Linked DNA regions of Homo sapiens: region 2 is linked to region 1. The links are chromatin loops, found by intact Hi-C in ENCODE. Cell type or tissue: heart right ventricle. All regions are shown on one strand. Links, peaks and the distances in the headings refer to the core of each region. The heading gives the core; the rest is flanking DNA.

Evidence for each region. Peaks named below come from ENCODE experiments on the same cell type or tissue, not always from the same donor. Only the 100,000 strongest peaks of a DNase experiment are listed, where the experiment ranks them.
Region 2: a loop joins it to region 1, with 10 times the contacts of the local background. A loop is called at or near these places in 68 of 110 quality-filtered maps.

What each region holds. Positions count from the first base shown.
Region 1 is chr1:64,131,841-64,142,970 of GRCh38, forward strand. ROR1 (receptor tyrosine kinase like orphan receptor 1) reads left to right here. Exons shown (of 9, transcript NM_005012.4): 5 at 5,529-5,656; 6 at 8,269-8,586; 7 at 10,565-10,810. Among named protein-coding and RNA genes, the nearest start is that of ROR1-AS1, 25 kb to the left of the region's middle. In heart right ventricle, for the core only: CTCF peaks have their summits at 5,442 (motif pointing left) and 5,641; DNase peaks (open chromatin) are centred at 4,651 and 5,441; H3K27ac peaks cover 708 bases.
Region 2 is chr1:63,611,434-63,620,852 of GRCh38, forward strand. All of the region lies in intron 1 of PGM1 (phosphoglucomutase 1), which reads left to right. Among named protein-coding and RNA genes, the nearest start is that of PGM1, 23 kb to the left of the region's middle. In heart right ventricle, for the core only: CTCF peaks have their summits at 4,576 (motif pointing right) and 4,790; a DNase peak (open chromatin) is centred at 4,528.

The DNA.
Region 1 (11,130 bases), core at 1,313-9,312:
AACTCCAGGCCTCAAGCAATCCTCCCAACCTTGATCTCCTAAAGTGCGGGGATTATAGGCATGAGCCACTGCACCCAGCCAGAATTAACCATATTAAAATGAATAAGTCAATAGTAGTTAGTATATTCATAATGTTGTATAACCGCCACATCTGTCTACTTCCAAAACATTTTCATCATCCCAAAATAAAATTCCTTGCCCGCTAAGCAGTTACTTCTTATTCCTCCCTGTCCCCAGCCCCTAGCAACCACCGATCTGCTTTTCTCTAAAGACTTACCTATTTTAAATATTTCATATAAATGGGATCATACAATATGTGCCCTTTTTGTTCAGCTTATTTCACTTAGCATGTTTTTGAGGCTCTCCCACATCGTAACCTGTTTCAGTACCTCATTCATTTTTCATGGCTGAATAATATAGTCTATTGTATGTATCTACCACCTTTTGTCTATCCATTCATCTGTTGATGAACACCTGAGTTGTTCCCACCTTTGGACTATTGTGAATAGTGCTGCTCTGCACATTTGTGTACAAGTGTGTGTTTGAGTACCTGTTTTCAATTCTTTGGTTTAAGTGAGATTTTACAGTCAGGAAAGTCCCTCTGCATCCATTCTCTTCTCATTAAGAAGAGGTAGGAGACCCGGCGTGGTGGCTCACACCTGTAATCCTAGCACTTTGGGAAGCCAAGGCAGGTGGATCATCTGAGGTCAGGAGTTCAAGACCAGCCTGGCCAACATGGTGAAACCCTGTCTCTACTAAAAATACAAAAATTAGCCAGGCATGGTAGCACACGCCTCTAATCCCAGCTACTCAGGAGGCTGAGGAAGGAGAATCGCTTGAACCCAGGAGGTGGAGGTTTCAGTGAGCTGAGATCGCGCCACTGCACTCCAGCCTGCGCAATGGGAGCGAGACTCCATCTCAAAAAAAAAAAAAAAAAAAAAAAAGAGAGAGAGATAGGCATTTTAACTGAAATTATCCCCAAAAAGAATATTTTAGGACCAAATTTGTCAGTACCGATCGGTTCAGCTATGTCTGCCCATGCCCTGTATATTCTGATGAGGAAGAAAATCGCTTCCAATTAGAGGATACTCCTGGTATGGAGAAGGGTCCACTTTGGTGGGCTACCCTGGGATAGTCTCCTCATCTCTTCTAGTTCTATTGGCCTGTCAGTGGTAAGGTGGGCGCTAAACAGATAAAATAGTATATGAAACTGGAAATCTGTGGAATGGTTTGATGAAAGTACTGGGAATGGGTGGGGTTAGTGAGTGACTAACTTTCCAGGGAAGGTAGGGGCATTTGGGTCTGAAAGATGAGAACATTCACAAGGAGAACGAGGGGGTGGAGGGCATGCCAGCCCTAAGGATGAGCATGGGTCAAGCCATGTCCGCATCGAAGTGCATCCTGTGGTTTGAGACTAGCAAGATCATCCACATGACTAATACCATCAGGCTTGTAGGCTTGTCTGGCAGGGAAGGAAGCTGGAAAAACTGGCAAGAACTAGATTATGAAGTCTCTGCAGAACAGCATTTCCTTTCCTTGCTCTGCAGTGGTTCCTAGATGGGCACTCCTTTTGCTGCCGCACTGTTCCACGATCCCTCTTAGCACTCTTCAAATATCCTTCATAAGCTCCTTGCCCTGGAGAAGGAGGAGACCCTGGAGGTGGATTACAGACCACATTTGCGTTTCCCAATCCCATGGCAGAGAATATGGCAGGTTGTAGAGGCTGGCAACATGGTAACTCAATTACCTTTATGAGAAACATGAGCTCCCATCACAAAGCACCCCTGCACCTTGACATCATGGTGAGGCAGCGGCGCACGCTGGTGCCAGCCACTGTGATGAATGGCCAAATTCCATTTGCCCTTTCACAATGCACTTTTCTTCTCCATTGAATGCAGCCTTGGGCACGCTCACTGCAAGTGCCCTTGCACTTTTGCTACCTTGCCACTTGCTTCATGTTTTTAATTTGCTGAGCATGGAGTAAGGCAGGAAGACATCAATGATGAAAGAAGTGTGAGCTGGAAAAAAGCATAAAGCTGATTAATGCTGGAGGAGCATTTGTTCCCCTCCAGCCAAAGCCAGTGGGGAAAAATGGAAAAGAAAGAAATGTGTTTTTGACTTTATGTTTAAAAGAAAACCTTTTACCACCCAGAATGCACCAAAGCTTCTCCACAGCAGAAAGCCCCTCTAAGCAGTGCAAAAACTCCATTGCCAAGCCACTTGGAAAGAAGTTATAGAGTGTGGTTAGAAACACTATTTAGAGCAAATCTAGCTCTTCTACTTGCTGCGTAACTTTGGATAAGTTCTCTATGCTTTCTGAGTCTCACTTTTCTCATCTGTAGAACAGGAATAATTACATCTTTACCTTTTTTTATAAGATTGTTGTTGGGATAAAATGACTTAGTATCTGTTTTGTAAGTATATAAAACTTAGCAGTATCTGATACAGAATCAAGACTCGTTATAAGGTCTCTTTCTCGAGTAGGCTGATTTAACTAAGAGTAGTATTGAAACGCAGAACATAGTTACAGATCTAACAACATGGGATAGTGGCCTCATCTTGAGTTTCAGTTTAAATCCTAGCTCCACCACAGACTGACTTTGTGAATTTGAGCAAGTTACTTAACTTCTCTGAATTTGAGTTTCTCTCTCGTAAAATAAGGATAATAGCTCATCAGGGGCTGCTTTGAAGAAAGCACCTAACACAGTACCCAGCCCAGAGCAGCAGACACTTAATACATGTTTGGTTTTTTTCAGTGTTGTGGTTCTCAACCACATTCAAATCACCTGATAGGTTTCTTTAAGCATAGATACCTAAGCCTCATCCCCAGAGACTATGATTTAATAGGTCTAAGGTGGGGCCTGGGCATTCGTATTTCCTAAAGCTTCTCAAGGAGATTCTTTCATTCTTTTTTTTTTTTTTTTTTGAGATGGAGTCTCACTCTGTCACCCAGGCTGGAGTGAAGTGGCATGATCTTGGCTCACTGCAACCTCCACCTCCTGGGTTCAAGTGATTCTCCTACCTCAGCCCCCTGACTAGCTGGGATTACAGGCACCTGCCACCACACCCAACTAATTTTTGTATTTTTAGTAGAGATGGGGTTTCACCATGTTGACTAGGCTGGTCTTGAACTCCTGACCTCAGATGATCCACCCGTCTCGGCCTCCCAGTGTGCTGCCAAGGCGATTCTCATAAGGAGCCAAGACAGAACCACTCCCCAGCAGATAACAGTACATACTGGTTTTGGGGTTTTTTTGTGTTCTTTTTTAAAAAATCTGTCTCCCAGGAGACTGAACAGGATAGTAGGAATTCTGGGAATAGTCAAAAATTTAATACACCTGCAGTTCTAAGCCTTTGATAAGAAATGTGCAGCCAAGGAATTGCATTCCATTTTATTCTGAAAAAAAGTATTCAAAGAGTCTTTTTAAGAGTCTTGAACTGGAAAGGTGGTAAGAAGTTTAGCCTAAGCCTCACACATAAAATATGGGAACTCCCAGTAGGTTGGGGATTTATATCTGGGGGTAATTCCAGGGTTTTGTCCTCCCAAGAGATATAAATTGAAGCCTTGAGAGTTTAATGTGGGGGAGAAAGAAGTGTTCTCATAATGACACCTTAAAAATCCAGGGCTCTGCTAATGCCTAGGGATAGAAAAGCATCATCTGTAATAGCAGGGGGGTGGCATGGGGGTGTATTCTGGTCTCTGTACTTAGGTTTCCAAGATCCAAGTGTGGGTCATCAAGAACCTTCTTTCTCCCCATAGGTTTATGGTATTAGTTACCCAATAAAAGTTGGGTTAATTTTACAACCCAAGTAAAATTTAAGCCAAAAAGGCTTCAGCATTACTCTAGGATTTATGAAAGTAAACATGTGGAGTGCTTGCAGGATTGTGCAACAGTAAAATTTCAATGTCTTTATGTCAGGTATATGATATATTCATTTGTATGTGTATTTAAAGGTTAAGTTTTTAAGAGCTTTGCAACACAAACTATTTTCAGTACTAAACTGAAGATACTTCCCCCACTTTCACCTTTAAAATGATTCTTTTAATGAATGGGAGTAGAGAGAAGCAGAAAATTAGTGTCCTATCAGGTGATTTTTCCACTTGGTTTGCTCCTATACTTTGACTTTCTAGACTCCTACGCTAGACCTTCAAGCTGGGAAGTGAGCACCACAGCACTAACCGCAGTGCCTCTTACGATGTGGGAGCTTAGTAAATAACTGTCTTTTAAATAAATGTCCCTTTGGTCATTGTAAATACTTTAAGAATAGCCATATATTATCTCTACAATTTAAAAAAGCTTTTACATTATCTGATGGGATCATAATGACTTTCCCATGTAGGGCAGAGAAGTCAGTTACTGTGTCCAACTTGTAGATGAGAAAATTGTGGCTCAGAGGGCTCAGACAGCTTGCCTAAGGATGCCCAAATGTTAAACTCAGGAAGAGAATTTTGTTCTCCTGACTTTGCTCTGAGGGATTTTTACTTAGAAGAAACCAAAGGGGAAAAACGGTGTATTTTTTTTTTTTTTTTTGAGATGATATATTGAGGAGGAGCATCCAGGGTTGAAGTCAACTTATACACGTGGCAGGCAGACTTTGGTTTGGCTATGGTCTGCCTTTGAGAAACAGCTGGATGTTCTGCACTCGAGGGATCTTGTGCTCATCGTAGGCCCTCGTGGGAGATGGTAGCCTCTGCCCTTTCAGGTTGAGCCTGCCATCTTGGGTCTTCATCTCCAGCCTTAGATCTCCAGTCCTTTTACCTGGCACATGAATCATGTCATTTCTGGTGTCCCTCTGTCTTCAAGATGAAATCTATTACCCCTCCTTATAAAAAAAGTCTTATAATTTTGAGGCCGCAAAATTTTAATAAGACTATTTTTTTAAATTGTAGAGAAGCATGAAAGCAAACTTTCCATGGACATTTTCTCTAGATTTCCTTGGATTTAGTGACTCAATTCAAACTCTCCAGACTATGGTTTGCCCTGGTCCTCTTTGGGCAGGGTAGAGATAATGGAGGTTCAGCAGTGAAGAGTCACCTAACTGGGCTACCCTCGGGTTTCTTTCCAGCTGCACCCAGCTTCTCACCCCATGGATCCCCCTAATTGACGTGTCAGTTGGAGTGGATCTGTTCGCCCACGCCTTTGTAGCAAATGAAGCAGAAATAATCTGTGCTTAAAAAACAAAAAACTGTAGAACATGTGCCCAGATTTCCAACTCATTTCCTCTTTACTCCTATAACTACATCATCTTCCAGCCCACCACCAGCTGCGAAAATAAAAGCATTTTCTCCCATATTTAAGGATGATTTTGTGCTTCAGGATGACTTTCTGGGGGTGTAGGAAACTTGACCAATGTGACCAACAGATGTTTTAAGAACTGAGCAAAAGCCCAATTCCTTAGCCCAGTCTTTTGTATATTGTGCCCAACTGTGCCCCCTAGTGACTATTTAGGGTATCGCGCAGTCAGAGCTTGCTGTGCCCTGTATGTATGTGGTGCATCAGCTAATGTCTGTCTATGCTTTCTTTCAGAGATGAGTATGAAGAAGATGGATTCTGTCAGCCATACAGAGGGATTGCATGTGCAAGATTTATTGGCAACCGCACCGTCTATATGGAGTCTTTGCACATGCAAGGGGAAATAGAAAATCAGATCACAGGTAGGTAGCACCAATGAAATTATATTTGTCCCTTGAATAACTATTTTTCTCGCCAAAAGTTTTATTGAGCTCCTCTCTTGACAAAGGATTAAGCTCAGCATGGAGGTTGGGAGCAGGACCATAAAAAAGCATGAGACATGATCTCTGTGCTCTGGAATTTACATTAAAGTAATTTATTGAAGGTTGCTCTTAGAGGAAAAGGAAGCTTTGTGAAATCTCACATTCATTCAAACACTCAATAAATATTATTAAGTGCTTTCACCGTACCAGGAACTGAATCTGAATGGGAGAGGTGATGGTGTGTAAATAAGCCAGGTACGTCTCTGCCCTCACAGAGCTTACTGTTTAGAAGCAACATGATGTCGACTGAGAGGGGATGAATTTAGAGTTTAGAGTTCTGGACACTCATCCCAGAACTATTATGACAGTGAACTTTGGGGAAATCGCTTACTTTCCCAAAAAGTCCCCTTCTTCATCTGTGAAATGAGTGATGAAGCAAGATGACCATTGGTCTCTTCTTGCTCTAGCTTTCAATATTTCACTCTTCATTTTTCTTAATTGAAAGTATCCTTTTGATAGAAATCTAATAGCGAAGCACTTACTAGCACACATGAGTTAAAGTAGCATAGGCTGCCTCATAGGATTTTGCACGCATCGTTCTGGTGGTTACAGCAGCTTTGTCCCCTTCCATTAGTGTAGTTATGATGCCTCTGTGTCACGTATCCTTTGCAATCCATTCACATTGTCTTCATGACATTCTAATGAGGTTGCCATATCTAGCAAATAAAAATTCAGGATACCCAGTAACATTTGAATTTCAGATAAACAACGAATAATTTTTTAGTATAAGTATGTCATAAATATTTATCTGAAATTAAAATGTAACCGTTGTCTTTTTCTTTATCTGGCAACCCTAGGGTCTAGGAGAGGTAAGAACAAACCCAAGGCAGAAACATAGAACAGCAAAAGGCCCAGAAGCTATGTGGAAGCTATGTGCTATGAGGAATGTGAAGGAACTGAGAGGAGGCTGGGGGGAAGAGGGAGGAGGACTTTTTTTTTTTTTTTTTGAGATGGAGTCTCGCTCTGTCACCCAGGCTGGAATGCAGTGGCGCGATCTCGGCTCACTGCAAGCTCTGCTTCCTAGGTTCATGCCATTCTCCTGCATCAGCCTCCTGGAGGACTTTTTAACCAACCAAAAGAAGCAACTGTAGGAATAGGTAGTTGCCATTTTCTGAAGCCCTCATTTCAACAGGAAGAGAATTCTGAAATTTCAAAGAGCAGTAAGACTGACAGGGAGGAGCTGTTAAACACCCATTTCAACCTAATGTAAGAATGCCTTAATGTACTTTTAACTGAATATCCACAAAAGCAAGTAGACATTTTGGGCCAGGCACAGTGGCTCACTCCTGTAATCCCAGCACTTTGGGAAGCTGAGGTGGGCAGATCACTTGAGGCCAGGAGTTCGAGACCAGCCCGGCCTACATAGCAAAACCACATCTCTACTAAAAAACAATACAAATATCAGCTGGGTGTGGTGGCACATGCCTGTAGTCCCAGCTATGTGGGAGGCTGAGGCATGAGAATCCCTTGAAACTGGAAGGCAGAAGTTGCACTGAGCTGAGAGCGTAACCCTGCACTCCAGCCTGGGCGACAGAGTGAGACTGTCTCAAAAAAAAAAAAAAAAAAAAAAAAAAAGTGGAAGTTTTGATGTAAATAATTGGTAACCTATTTATAAAAATCCTCTCTTGGAGATTTCTAATGGGTATCAGCCTGGTGGAAAGTTTTTTTTTAAATTCATTTACCTTTGTTTATCCCAGCGTTTCCCAAACTTGTTGGCTTGTTTCTCAAGCACTATTCTATTTCACATGATTAATGTTCTGAGCAACATACTTGGGGAAATAATGTATCAGCAACCTCCTAGGTTTCCTTGTGAGGTGTAAGCTCCTTGTCAATAGCGGTATTCAAAGGTAGGCTGGTGCGCTTTTTGTGCATCTTACCCTACTAGTAAGAGATTAAGCTAAGGAACCACTAATATTCGATGATACACATTGGAACAATTGTACTGTGCTCTTTGAGAACTTCCAAGTGAGTTGCCTCATTTTCAGAAGATGGAGTAGAAAGTATTCCAGCCACAAAGAAATTAAGCAAGTTACCCTAAGTCATCCAGCAACTCTTGCCGTCCAGCAAGACACAGAACTGGATCCTGTGCTCAGGCTCAGCCACTGCGGAAACAAGTTCTGTCCCTACAGCTGTCAAATGTTTTAGAAGCCTCACAAAACTAATAAAAAGCACCAGATGAAACACAAAGTTCGATTGCTTTGTAGTAAAAAATGAAAAATATATTGTACTTTAACTTAATTAATTTTTTTATTAGGAAATGGTACATATGTAATTTAATCCTGTTTTATTAACTTTGTAGTCAAAATGGTTTTTTTCAAGCCAGTGAAAGTAAGCTGCTTAGACATCTGAAATGAATCTCCTTCTCTGGGCCTTGTCTGTTTCAGCACGGCGGATTCCTTGCAATGTGTGTTTATATCTGATATCCGTTGACTAGATAACCAAAGAAGATAAACCCTGGCCTCTGGGAGTTAATAATTGTGTTTGTTTTCCAGCTGCCTTCACTATGATTGGCACTTCCAGTCACTTATCTGATAAGTGTTCTCAGTTCGCCATTCCTTCCCTGTGCCACTATGCCTTCCCGTACTGCGATGAAACTTCATCCGTCCCAAAGCCCCGTGACTTGTGTCGCGATGAATGTGAAATCCTGGAGAATGTCCTGTGTCAAACAGAGTACATTTTTGCAAGATCAAATCCCATGATTCTGATGAGGCTGAAACTGCCAAACTGTGAAGATCTCCCCCAGCCAGAGAGCCCAGAAGCTGCGAACTGTATCCGGATTGGAATTCCCATGGCAGATCCTATAAATAAAAGTAAGTGGTAGCCCCTGACCTTCTGTGCTCTTCTAAGGGTCAGCAACCTGTTGGCACAGGGAAAACTGGACCTTGACCCATAGTGATTTTCATACTGTTAATCAAATTATTTTCCAATGGGCTGAGTACTGTGCCTGAGCATTCAGTGGTGGATTAGACATAGTTATCTTCAAGAAGCTTCATGAAGACAATAATTTTAAAATATTGGAGCTGGTTTCTCAATAACTTAAACATAGAATTACTATATGACCTAGCAATTCTACTCCTGAGTATGTAATCAAAAGAACTGAAAACAGATGTTCAAACAAAAACTCATATGAGAATGTTTATAACAACACTATTTACAATAGCCAAAAGGTGGAAATGACCCAAATGCCATCAGTAGAGGAGCGGTTAAACAAATTGTGGTATATCCAGACAGTGAAACATTATTTATCCATAAAAAGGAATGAAATACAGATACGTGCTACAAACCTGGATGAACCTGGAAAACATTATACTAAGTAAAAGAAGCCAGACACCATTGTATGATCCATTTATATGAAATTTCCAGAATAGATAAATCCATATAGACAGAATTCAGATTAGCGGTTACCAGGGGCCAGGCTAGGGGTAGTGGAGAGTGATTGTTTAATAGATATGGGGTTTCCTCTTAGGGTAATATAAGTGTTCTAGAACCTATAGTGGTGAAGGTTGTACAATATTGTGAAAGAACTAAATAAATGCACTAATGGTACATGTAATGGTAAGTGTATTATAGCATGTATCAGTACATTCTCACATTGCTATAAAGAAATACCTGAGACAGGGTAATTGATAAAAAAAGGAAGTTCAATTGGCTCACGTGTGGTTCTGCAGGCTGTACAGGGAGTATAGCAGCTTCTGCAGAAGGTGAACGGAGAGCAAGCTTCTTACATGGCAGGAGCAAGAGAGTGAGTGGGGAAGTGCCACATGCTTTTAAACGGCCATGAGAATGAGAACTTACTATCCCAAGGACAGTACCACGGGGGGTTTGTGCTAAACCATTCACAAGAACCCTGCTTCCGTGATCCAGTCACCTCCCACCAGGCCCCACCTCCAACCCTGGGGATTGCAATTCAACATGAGATTTGGTGGGGACACAGACCCAAACCATATCATACCGCCATTTTAAAGATATAGATGGGTTTGCCTCCATCCCCTACCCCATCAGCAGCACCACGCAAAAGACTATTTCAGTGTACATTTCCCTTTCATCTAGAATTAATCTCACCGGCAATTTTTCAGTTTCCTTTTGATCGTTAATACTATTTTGTGAGTTAAGTAAATGAGTGCATCTAAAATGCTTAACACATGGTAAGGGCTCAGTAGCAACATTATTATTATTGTCATTACTCCTCCAAACTCCAGTTCAGTTCGACTGTGTAGATTCTGCAGTGCTTTTAAGCCCCTCTGGCCACGTGCGAGGTCTTCTTAATGGGATCTGCTTCTCAAGGGTGCCGACCCCATCAGCACAGAGATAGCCCCCACTTTTGTTAGAAACCCAGAATGCACAGCCTCTGATAAGCATGTTCTGTGAATTACAATACCAACTAGATTCCTTATTACATGATTTCATGTCTAAGGCTGTCAGTCAGAATGGAAGGAAAAGTTTGGCTTGAACCTTCCTTGAACCATTCACTAGGAAATTACTTCTGTGCCCCCAGGTCCCACCCCAGTTCCGATTTCTTCTGTGTTCAATGTTAGAAATACTTTTGGAAGACTGATTTTATTCCTGAAGCAAAAGCTTTAAATCCTCCCAGGAATGTAACTGCAAGGCAGGCCCTGGGTCCAAGCCCAGCAAAGCAGGGAGACTGTCCTGCATGGCCCCTGACCAGCAGGGAAGCTGTGGCCACGAGGTTAATTACCTGCCCTCCCCTCCAGAAACTGCTGGCTAGAGGAGAGCTCCAGCATCTCCTATGTTTCTTTCTAATTGTTTGGGTTTTTGTGTGTTTTTCAGATCACAAGTGTTATAACAGCACAGGTGTGGACTACCGGGGGACCGTCAGTGTGACCAAATCAGGGCGCCAGTGCCAGCCATGGAATTCCCAGTATCCCCACACACACACTTTCACCGCCCTTCGTTTCCCAGAGCTGAATGGAGGCCATTCCTACTGCCGCAACCCAGGGAATCAAAAGGAAGCTCCCTGGTGCTTCACCTTGGATGAAAACTTTAAGTCTGATCTGTGTGACATCCCAGCGTGCGGTAAATAGAAGTCATTGCCCCTAATGTATTCAATCATCTTTAAAGATCCCTATCCTACCCCTCTTATTTAGGAGAATCCTATAAGGGGGGCAAAGAAAATGGACAGTATTTGCTTGATCTCAATCTGGTTTTAGGGTAAACCTTGCCGTTTCTACATAAAACACCTCGTAAGGTACCAAAACACGTTCTCAAGAAGTCAACTGCCTTTATACCTGCAGCCATTGCACTCATGGATGTAACAGGGACCCAGCCCTTCAGAGGCACAGTTGAGACAGTTTATCACATTGATTTTTATAGAAAAAGATGTTACCCAGAATGGT
Region 2 (9,419 bases), core at 1,420-9,419, 520 kb before region 1:
CCGGTGACTCAGCTGCCTTAACCCCTGAGGTCACACAGGTCCTTAACCCCTGAGGCTTTCTTTTATACACAGGCCAACATAAGACCCAGTCTGGGAATTATCCTAAGGCCCAGCCTGGGAATTCTCTTATGGCCCTGAGGGAAGGGAGGATTTTGGAGACAGGATCAAAAACCTAAAAAGCTATCTGTAGGCCGGGCGCAGTGGCTCTCACCTGTAATCCCAGCACTTTGGGAGGCCAAGGCAGGCAGATCACAAGGTCAAGAGATCAAGACCATCCTGGGCAACATGGTGAAACCCTGTCTTTACTAAAAATACAAAAATTAGCTGGGTGTGGTGGCACATGCCTGTAGTCCCAGCTATTCGGGAGGCTGAGGCAGGAGAATCGCTTGAACCAGGGGAGGTGGAGGTTGCAGTGAGCCGAGATTGCACCACTGCACTCCAACCTGGCAACAGAGCGAGACTCCTTCTCAGAAAATGCTATTTGTAAGGAGGATTGGGTTGAAGTATTTGCCCAGTAACATATTAAGGCTATCAGGAGCTGGACGTGGTGGCTCACGCCTGGCCTGTAATCCTAGCACTTTGGGAAGCCAAGGTGGGTGGATCACTTTAGGTCAGAAGTTCGAGACCAGCCTGGCCAACATGGTGAAGCCCCATCTCTACTAAAAATACAAAAATTAGCCGGGCATGGTGGCGCGTGCCTGTAATCCCAGCTACTTGGGAGGCTGAGGCAGGAGAATCGTTTGAACCTGGGAGGCAGAGGTTGCAGTGAGCCGAGATCACACCATTGCACTCCAGCCTGGGGAACAAGAGCGAAACTCTGTCTCAAAAAAAAAAAGGCTCTATCAGTTTGCTCTGACTCTCTTTCTTTAACCAGCAGGTTACGTGACACGTGACACCATCTGCATGTGACCTACTGTCTTCACTGGGACAGGCCTTCTAACTTGGGTCAACTGGCCTGAACCCATACGTAGAATGATTGATATATAGTTCACTAAGTTAAATTATACATTTATAGACGCAAAAAAAATTTTGACATACAGTGTGGTTGTGTTGTATCCTACTGCTCTAATATTAGGAAAGGGGCTGGGATGCTAGGTCAGCTGGGACCCTCTTTTTCTCGCTTGCATTCATCTCTTTTTCTCTCTTACTCTCACCACTTTTCTACCTCATGTTGAGTAGCGCCATGAAGACCCCTCCTTCATCACTCTGCCTGCAGTTATCCTGGGAAGCAATTATAAGCTTTCAGCCTCAACCATGCAGACTAACTGGCTCTACTTCCTTCACTATTGCAGTTTCTAGTTCTGTTCGTAATTGTTGCACAAGACTTTGTGCTATTGCAACTACTTGGAATGCCAGTTCCAGGCAGAGTGCCCTCTGTTGTAGACACCTTGTGCTTTGGGAAGTTGTCTGTGATTAGGGGAGTAATTTTCTATTTGAGGTTGGTCTCAGGAAGGGAAACCACTCCTGACTCCTGCCTGAAAACTCGCCTCCTTGCTCAGAAACACTAATTACAGGGGTCGTTTGATGCTCTCACTTAAATATTTTAGTCACTCACACATTTATTGACTATCTGTATGTGCCCAACCCCATTCCAGGTACTGAGGTTAAAAATGAGTGAGATGCAGTCTCTCCATACCACAGAGCAAAGGAGGAAGCTTGTTTGTGTATATGGAGCATGGCCCATGCAGGGTTACTTAATGCTAGAAACCAAACACTCTGAGGCAAAGAAAAGGTGTAGGGGGTTGGGGGGCAGGGTAGAGGAATAGTCTACCCAGACTGCCTGTCACTCAGACCAGCCACTCTGCTGCAAAAGGAGTTGGCTTATCTTTTTTTTTTTTTTTTTTTTTTAAGCACTTAGCAGTTTCCTAGGGCTGCTATCTGCTGTAACAAACTGTGTGGCTTAAAACAATGGATATTTATTCTCTTGCACTTCTGGCAGCTTAGAAGTCTGAAATCGAGGTGACAGCAGGACCATGCTCCCTCTGAAGGCTCTAGGGGAGACTCTTTCCTTGCCTCTTCCTAGCTTCTGGTGGTGGCTAGCAATCCCTGGTGCAGTGTAACTTCAATCTCTACCTCTGTCTTCACGTGGCATTCTTCCCTATGTATCTCTTCTGTCTCTGTCTCCAAATTTCCCTCTCCTAAATCCTGTCATTGAATTTAGGGCCACCCTAATCCAGTATGCTCTCATTGTAACTTGATTACATCTGCAAAGACCCTATTTCCAAATAAGGTCACATCCCCAGGTTCCTGGGTTAAGACTTCAATGTATCTTTTTTTTTTTTTTTTTTTGGAGGGGGCGGGAGTAGTGCACCATTCAACCATGACATCTATACTCTGTCCACCAAATGCAGGTGGGTTTTGTACAGACACCAAAGCACATATACTTTGCACTTGGGCAGTAGCCCTTTGGGAGTCACTTGGGATCTATTTCCTCTTAATTTTCTTCAAGTTTAAACAAATTTGATCATCCAAAGGAGCCATACATAGCCCAATGATGAGAAACGTGAGCTTTGGCTTTAAAACTGGTGTTGAAGCCTGCCTTTCCAATTTATTGTGAGTCCTGGAGCAACTCGTGTAACTTCTTTAATCCTCAGTTTCCTTATCAGTAAAATGGGAATAGTGAGAATACCTACACCACTGAGTTGTTATTAAGCCTGCATGAAAACCTACATGTAATGATATTCACTGTGCTGAGCACTTTACATGATCTCATATAGTCTTTTCAACAACTCTTAATTGATTGGTATTTAGACTTCTGTTTTACAGATGCAGAAATAGAAGCTAAGTGATTCGCCCAAGATCTCCAAGATACTAAAAAGTATCAAGAGTTGGAATTTGAACCTGGATTTCCACTGTGCTCTATTCCTCAAGACCCTTTTTAATAGTTATGTAGCGCTACAGTCTAGGGGTTCCTAAACTTTTTAAGGAAAGTCCAACTTTTTATATCCCTAAAGCCTTGCTCTCACTGAAGCCTTGATTGAGGCCAAGAGAGAATGCCTTGCTGCTGCCCCCATGAGCCACTGCCCATCTAAGGAATTCCCACAGATGCCCACATTTACCCACATGCTTTAAAAGCTCTTGTTTATTGAGTCTTTGCTGTTCACCTGGCTGCATATTACATTACAAGGCAAGGTAGCATGATAGTTACATGTCTGGGCTCTGGAGACAGACTGCGTATGACCTGGTGTCTTCTTAGAGCAAGCCTTCTAACTTGGGTTGGCTGAATCAAATCTATATGTAAAATGAATGATATACAGACAGTTCACTAAATCAAAGCCCATCTCCACAATCTACCTGACCTCGGACAGATGACATAATCTCTGTATCCCCCATTTTCCTTATCCCTAGGATAAGGGCTGAGAATAATAAGCCCCTATACAGTTGTTGTGAAGATTAAATAAGTTAATGCTTGTAATGCATTTGAAACATGACCCAGCACATTGTGGCCTACTGAATTTATCTTCTACTACCTTTGAGCAGGCATCATTGTCCTTACTATTTTACAAATAAAGAAACTGAGGCCAGAAAGGCCATATACCACTAGAAGGTTCGAGCAAAGCAAGGATTCAGGCTCAGGCCTGTTTGACTCCAGAGCCCAGTGGTTACAGCAGGGACTGTACTTGATTCTTTAAATCCTCCTTCTGCTACCTGTCCCATTCCTCCAGTGCCTGGACCATTGGAGATGTTTAATCAGTATTTATCCACAGATAAACCCATTGCATCTATGCCCTCCTACCTAGGCTTACCTGCTTTCGAGATCAGGGGATGTGTTAGAAGGATGTGATCAGTCCTTATCAATACCCTTTCTGTTTTTAGTAGTTTGGATAACATTTATTGAGTGTCTACTATATGGCCAGGCATTGTGAGAAGCATTTCACACATACCTTTCCTCATTTACTTTCAGAACCTTCTAAAGGAGGCTTCACTCTCTGCATTTTATGGAAACTCTGGCTTACAAGGACCCCATCGAAAAGGATGTTCCCTCTTTGTGGCCACCTTCTTTCATGTCCTTTACAGCCGGACATCCTATTTTGGCCAGACCATATAATTGAAAATGATCTTAATAATGAGACAGACAGAAAATAACCTCACCATTTCTCTCCTCTTCTTCTTCTTCTTTTTTTTTTTTTTTTTTTTTTTTTTTTTTGAGACAGAGCCTTACTCTGTTGCCCAGGCTGGAGTGCAGTGGCGCGATCTCGACTCACTGCAATCTCCGCCTCCCGGGTTCCAGCGATTCTCCTGCCTCAGCCTCCTGAGTAGCTGGGATTATAGGCCCTGCCACCATGCCTGGCTAATTTTGTATTTTTAGTAGAGACGGGGTTTTACCATGTTGGCCAGGCGGATCACTTGAGGTCAGGAGTTCTCTCCTCTTCTTAAAAGCCCCAGAGTCCCACCATATTTTAATTATTTGATGGAGGGCCAACCACTGCCTGCCACAAAACTTAAAGGGGCACAATTTCCCTTGTGATCTTGGTGAAGGGAGCCCATAGAGTTGTGCAAGGCTGCTCTGGGCAGAGGTGAGTGAAGCACTGCCCCTTACGAGGCTGCTGGCAATCTTGCTTGTTTTTCCATTTTCCACCACAAGAGGGCAACATATGACCATGAATGATTTGAAAATAAAGCGATTCCTTAACTGGTTCTCTTTTTACCAAAGAATTTTAATAATTGTGCTCCTGGTAAGTTAGAATGGGGAAAGTTCTTCTGTTAGCGCCAAGTGAATATTCTTAAGGGATTGAAATTCAAATTGTCTTGAGAATTCTCCAAAAAGGAAATAAAAGACATAGAAAAATGTTATATGAACCACATAAATGGCTGTTTTTATAGGTCAAAATGTTTGAATATGGGTCATTTCTGATAAAACAGGAGACTCCTTCACACGTGCCTTACTTATGAAAAGGGGTTCCTAAGCCTTGCACATCTTCAAATTGAGGAGATTGTTTTCAGACGTAACCACATGGGTTCAGAATGGCAATTATGCAGATGGAGAATGCCTTCCATGGCTTCTTGTCTGCCCTGTGAGTGCTCATAGCTCTCTTGTAGGCTCCCAGATGAGTACTTTTTACTCCATTTTAAAATGATTTGTTGGCTTATCTATCTCTCCTTCTGCACCAAAAGTTTCTTGGCAACTTGAGTCTTCCTGAGGTGTACAGTGCCTGGTGAAATGAATACAACACATCGGTCTATATAGGACATATTGGGTAGATGGATGGGTGAACAGATGGACAGCCAACTGACGCGTGCTAAAGGTTGTACACTCTCTGAGGCAGAGGCAGCTGTTATGTTTGTTTTTATTTTCAAAATCTACTTCAGGAGTCTCTGTGAACATGGGATTCTGTAGAGCTCTAAGCCATCTGGCCCTTGTAATTCTTCTGACCTTGTACCTTCTTCCAATTTTAATGTAATTTCTCCTTTTCTTTAGAGAACATTTCCTAACTCTACTAAAATGCACATAGCCAATGGCCCGTCCCAATTGTTGGGTATGAAACACGCCTGCTTGTTTTCAGATTCAGAGCAGTGCTAAAGGCTAATACTTACGCAGGGCTTGCAAAGCACTAGAACCAGCTGGTGCTAAGCTCTTTACATTTGTAAACTCCTGTCTCTTAATACAACAAATCTATGCAGTAGCTACCACTTTCAATCCCTGTTTCAAAGGTGAGAAAATAGAGGCACAAAGAGCCTACATCCCTTGCCCACGGTCCCCTAGTCAGAAAATGGTACTCGGCCTGTCTCCTTGCTGTGGACTGAGGGAGCTCAAAGGAGAAGGGGAGGAAGTGTTCTCTCTTCCTTTTCTTGCCTGTACTGGACAGCAGGTGAGGCCTGGCTCACAGCTGGCAAACAGGACCCAGGTACTACGGAGCCCTGGTCAGCCCTGTAAAGAGATGTAAGCAGCTATAAGTAGCAGAAGCCCAATTAGGGTTCAGTGAGCCCCTATGAGGCCTGACACACAAGGACTGCACACAGAGAGAGGGGCGTCTCCTGCAGCCACAGGCAGTGGTGGGGCAGATGGACTTCAAGACCCTGAGACACATTTTGGGAGGCCAGGCGGGCAGATCGCTTGAGATGAGGAGTTCGAGACCAGCCTGTCCAACACAGTGAAACCCTGTCTCTATTAAAATTACCAAAATTAGCAGGGCATGGTGGCACACACCTGTAATCCCAGCTCAGGTGGGATTGAGGCTGAGGCACGAGAACTCAGGAGGCTGAGGCACGAGAATTGCTTGAACCTGGAAGGCAGAGGTTGCAGAGATTGCACAACTGCACTCCAGCCTGGGAGACAGAGTGACTCTGCCTCCCCACAAAAAAAAAAAAAAAAAAAAAAAAAAAAAGACCCTGAAACAAGAGGAACCCAGGCAGCGTCTCCTGGTTGTCTCAGCACATCTGTTTCATTTTCCTCTCTCTCTGCTGACCCATTTGTCAATGGAAATTAGGTTTCTCAGTGTGTGTGGTTTTTTTTTTACAAACTCATTTAATCAAGCACCTATGAATATTTCAAATTTTTAAGTCAAATATTTGTTTTCTTTTAAAATTCCTTGTCTAATAAGGAAAACTTTTCAAGTATTCAAGTTGTTCTCATGTAATCAAATAATAACAGCAGATCCTTGTACAGGGCATACTATAGCCACCCTGGTTTCAGAACTATCTGTAAATTGCTTCATTCAAACTTGACTACAACAAGTAAAGTAGAGCTGCTATCATTATCTCCATCTTGACAGATGAGGAAATGGAAGCACAAAGAGGTTAAGTAACTTGTCCAAGATCATATTACTAGTAACTGGTAGAATAAGGGTTCAGACCCTGTCACTTTGGCTTTAGAGGCCATTCCCTCAAGTACTATAGTATACTGTCTGCATGTGATGACTTAAACTTATAAATATAATACAGTCCAAGTTTTCTGGAATGTTCCACTAATGTTTATAATTTTGATAAAATTCTTCTCATAAAATTCTTCTCATACCTCCTTAAACTTAAAATCCTGTCTAAATAAGTAACACAACCTGCACTTAATTATAAACTGGAACCACAAGGCTAATCTTTAGATAAACTAATATCCCACATTTCTTAAATGTATTTCAAATGCCAAATATACCTAGTTTTCCCCCCCTTACTCCAAAAATATTAATACTATGTTCATTTTATTATTTGTATCCTATGTGATATATTTCATCATCTGTACACTTAATTTTAAGAGAGTATGTTTTAAAATGCCTACTTAAAAAACCATTCTCTCACCTCAAGTGATGAGGGGTTACCTTTCCAGTTGAATTGGGGTGACACCAGCTGGGTGAGGTGTGGCTCGGCCAAGGGTCTGGATGTGGAGGCACCGAGTCCAGAATACCAGCGCCAAAAGGGATTCTCCAGTGGCTTGTGTTCCCAGCCCCTGTTCCCGATTCTCAGGTCTGATGAATCTGCAAGCCCTACCTACGTGAGAAGATTCATCTAACCTATTTTCTGCTTGATACTATTTCGAATTCTTTTCTGATTCTTCCCGTACATCAGATCCACAACTCTTAGAGATGTATGAATGATCCCGAGTTGGATCCTGCATAGCTGTCACGGACTCTCACATATTGTCAGGCTGTCAGCAGCAGTTCTGTGGATATTCTCATGCCTCAACTGTTCTTGCCCCACAGCTCATAAGTTTACCTGTCTTTCTGGTTCAAGGGCTAACCTAATCTGGCTAGTACACTTTTGAGTCCCAATTCTAGATTCCAAGGAGAGAAAACATGAGTGGTCCAGCTTTAGTCAGGGGTCTACCCCATTTGCTCATGGCCTGGAGTCAGGGTCCTGGAGTAGACACCTGGCCTCAGGCCTTCACTCTCATGGAATAGTTGGGGGACAGTTCTCAGAGAAGAGAGGAGATGAGTAGAAAGCACAGTATGGAAAAAGGGTCAGAGGAAAGAGGTTGTTCAAGGAGTATCTTCACAGTAGGAGAGGAAAAAAACAAAAGCAGTGCTCAAACTGGGCCAAGAACTCAGAGTTGAAGTTGTGTGTAGAAAGCTGGCAGAGGAACAGTGCTGGACAAGATCACATTGACTGGGACCCTCAAAGCCACCCCAGCTAAGGATGGGACCCTTTTTGCAAGCCTTGGTTAATCTTTTTCCACTCTTATTTCTCCAAGCCATTCAAGGCATCACTGCCAGCCAGTCAACTTTCCAAAAACATATTGGTTTATATTCTTTTTGCTTACAAATTTCCATAGTTCCCCAGCACTTTCAAAATAAAGTTTAGCACGGTTCACAAGGCTCCATAGACTTGCCCCAACTATTTCTCCAGTCTCATCCCTGTCACTGCAACCTCTTCAGAGCCGCAGCTCTGTAAACACACCTTCAGGATAGCACCAAGGCCATCCCGCTATGATGGCTCCTTTCTGATGTGAACTTTTTTGAGAACAGAGGCCCATCCACCTTTGTTTCTATCTCCAACCCCACTCAGAATGTGAGAAAAAAAATTGTATCTTTACATCATTTTCCAGTTCATAAAGGCTTTCCTAGACATTAACTGAGGCAATCTTCGCAAAAACCTTGGGAGAGAGGTATTATTTCATGAAGAAATTGAGGCTCAGAAGGACAAGGGGGCTGACAATGACCGATAATCTACCTTATACCAGGCACAGTACTGGGTGTTTTCACATGTGACCTGTTTTCAGTTTTCTGAACAAACTTCAGAGCTATCCCCATTTTATAGGCTCAGATGAGTTAAGTAACTTGCTCTAGATTGTACCTCTCATACATTTTACAGTGAAAGATTTGAGCCCTAGTTGTATCTGGCTGCTGAACCTGTGCCCTTCCCGTTAGAATGTAGTGCCTTGCCTGGGGCTGAGCATTTACTACCTGCTTAGTTACTGGTGGCTGGAGAAATGAATAACCGTTTTCCACTCTTGGGGACAAACACTTCAAGCCCTCTGGAACAGGCACCTGCAGCCATCACAAGCATAGGGCCTTGGGCTGGAGTGTCTGATTAACCCTGCTGCTTTAAGCCAAATTTCTGCCTTTCTTTCTAGTGCTTATGCCTGGAAATAGGGTTATCAGGCTCATCCCTTATGCCCACTCCTGGGACATTAGCTAAGAAAGAATTCTTGGTGTGAAGAGGTGAACCCATTCAGGCCAGCCCTCACATGGGGCCTGGGACACCATTATTAACTGTCCATTAAATATTTTTTAAAGAAACATAGAAAAGAAAGAGTGAATAAAGGATTGGTAAGTCTACGGTTTCTGCTATGCTCTACTGGGAAGGTATCACTGCTGATGCAAATGGAAGCTGGAGTCTTTGCAAGGCTGGGAGCGAAGGGGTTCATAACTCTGCCATTGTGAAATTGATTGGACCCAAGACCAGTATGAAAGTTCCTTGTCTGAAGGGAGTAATCCTTAAATCCCCCATATGGTTTAAATGTAATTTGTGTCATTGTGAAGGAGTACTGG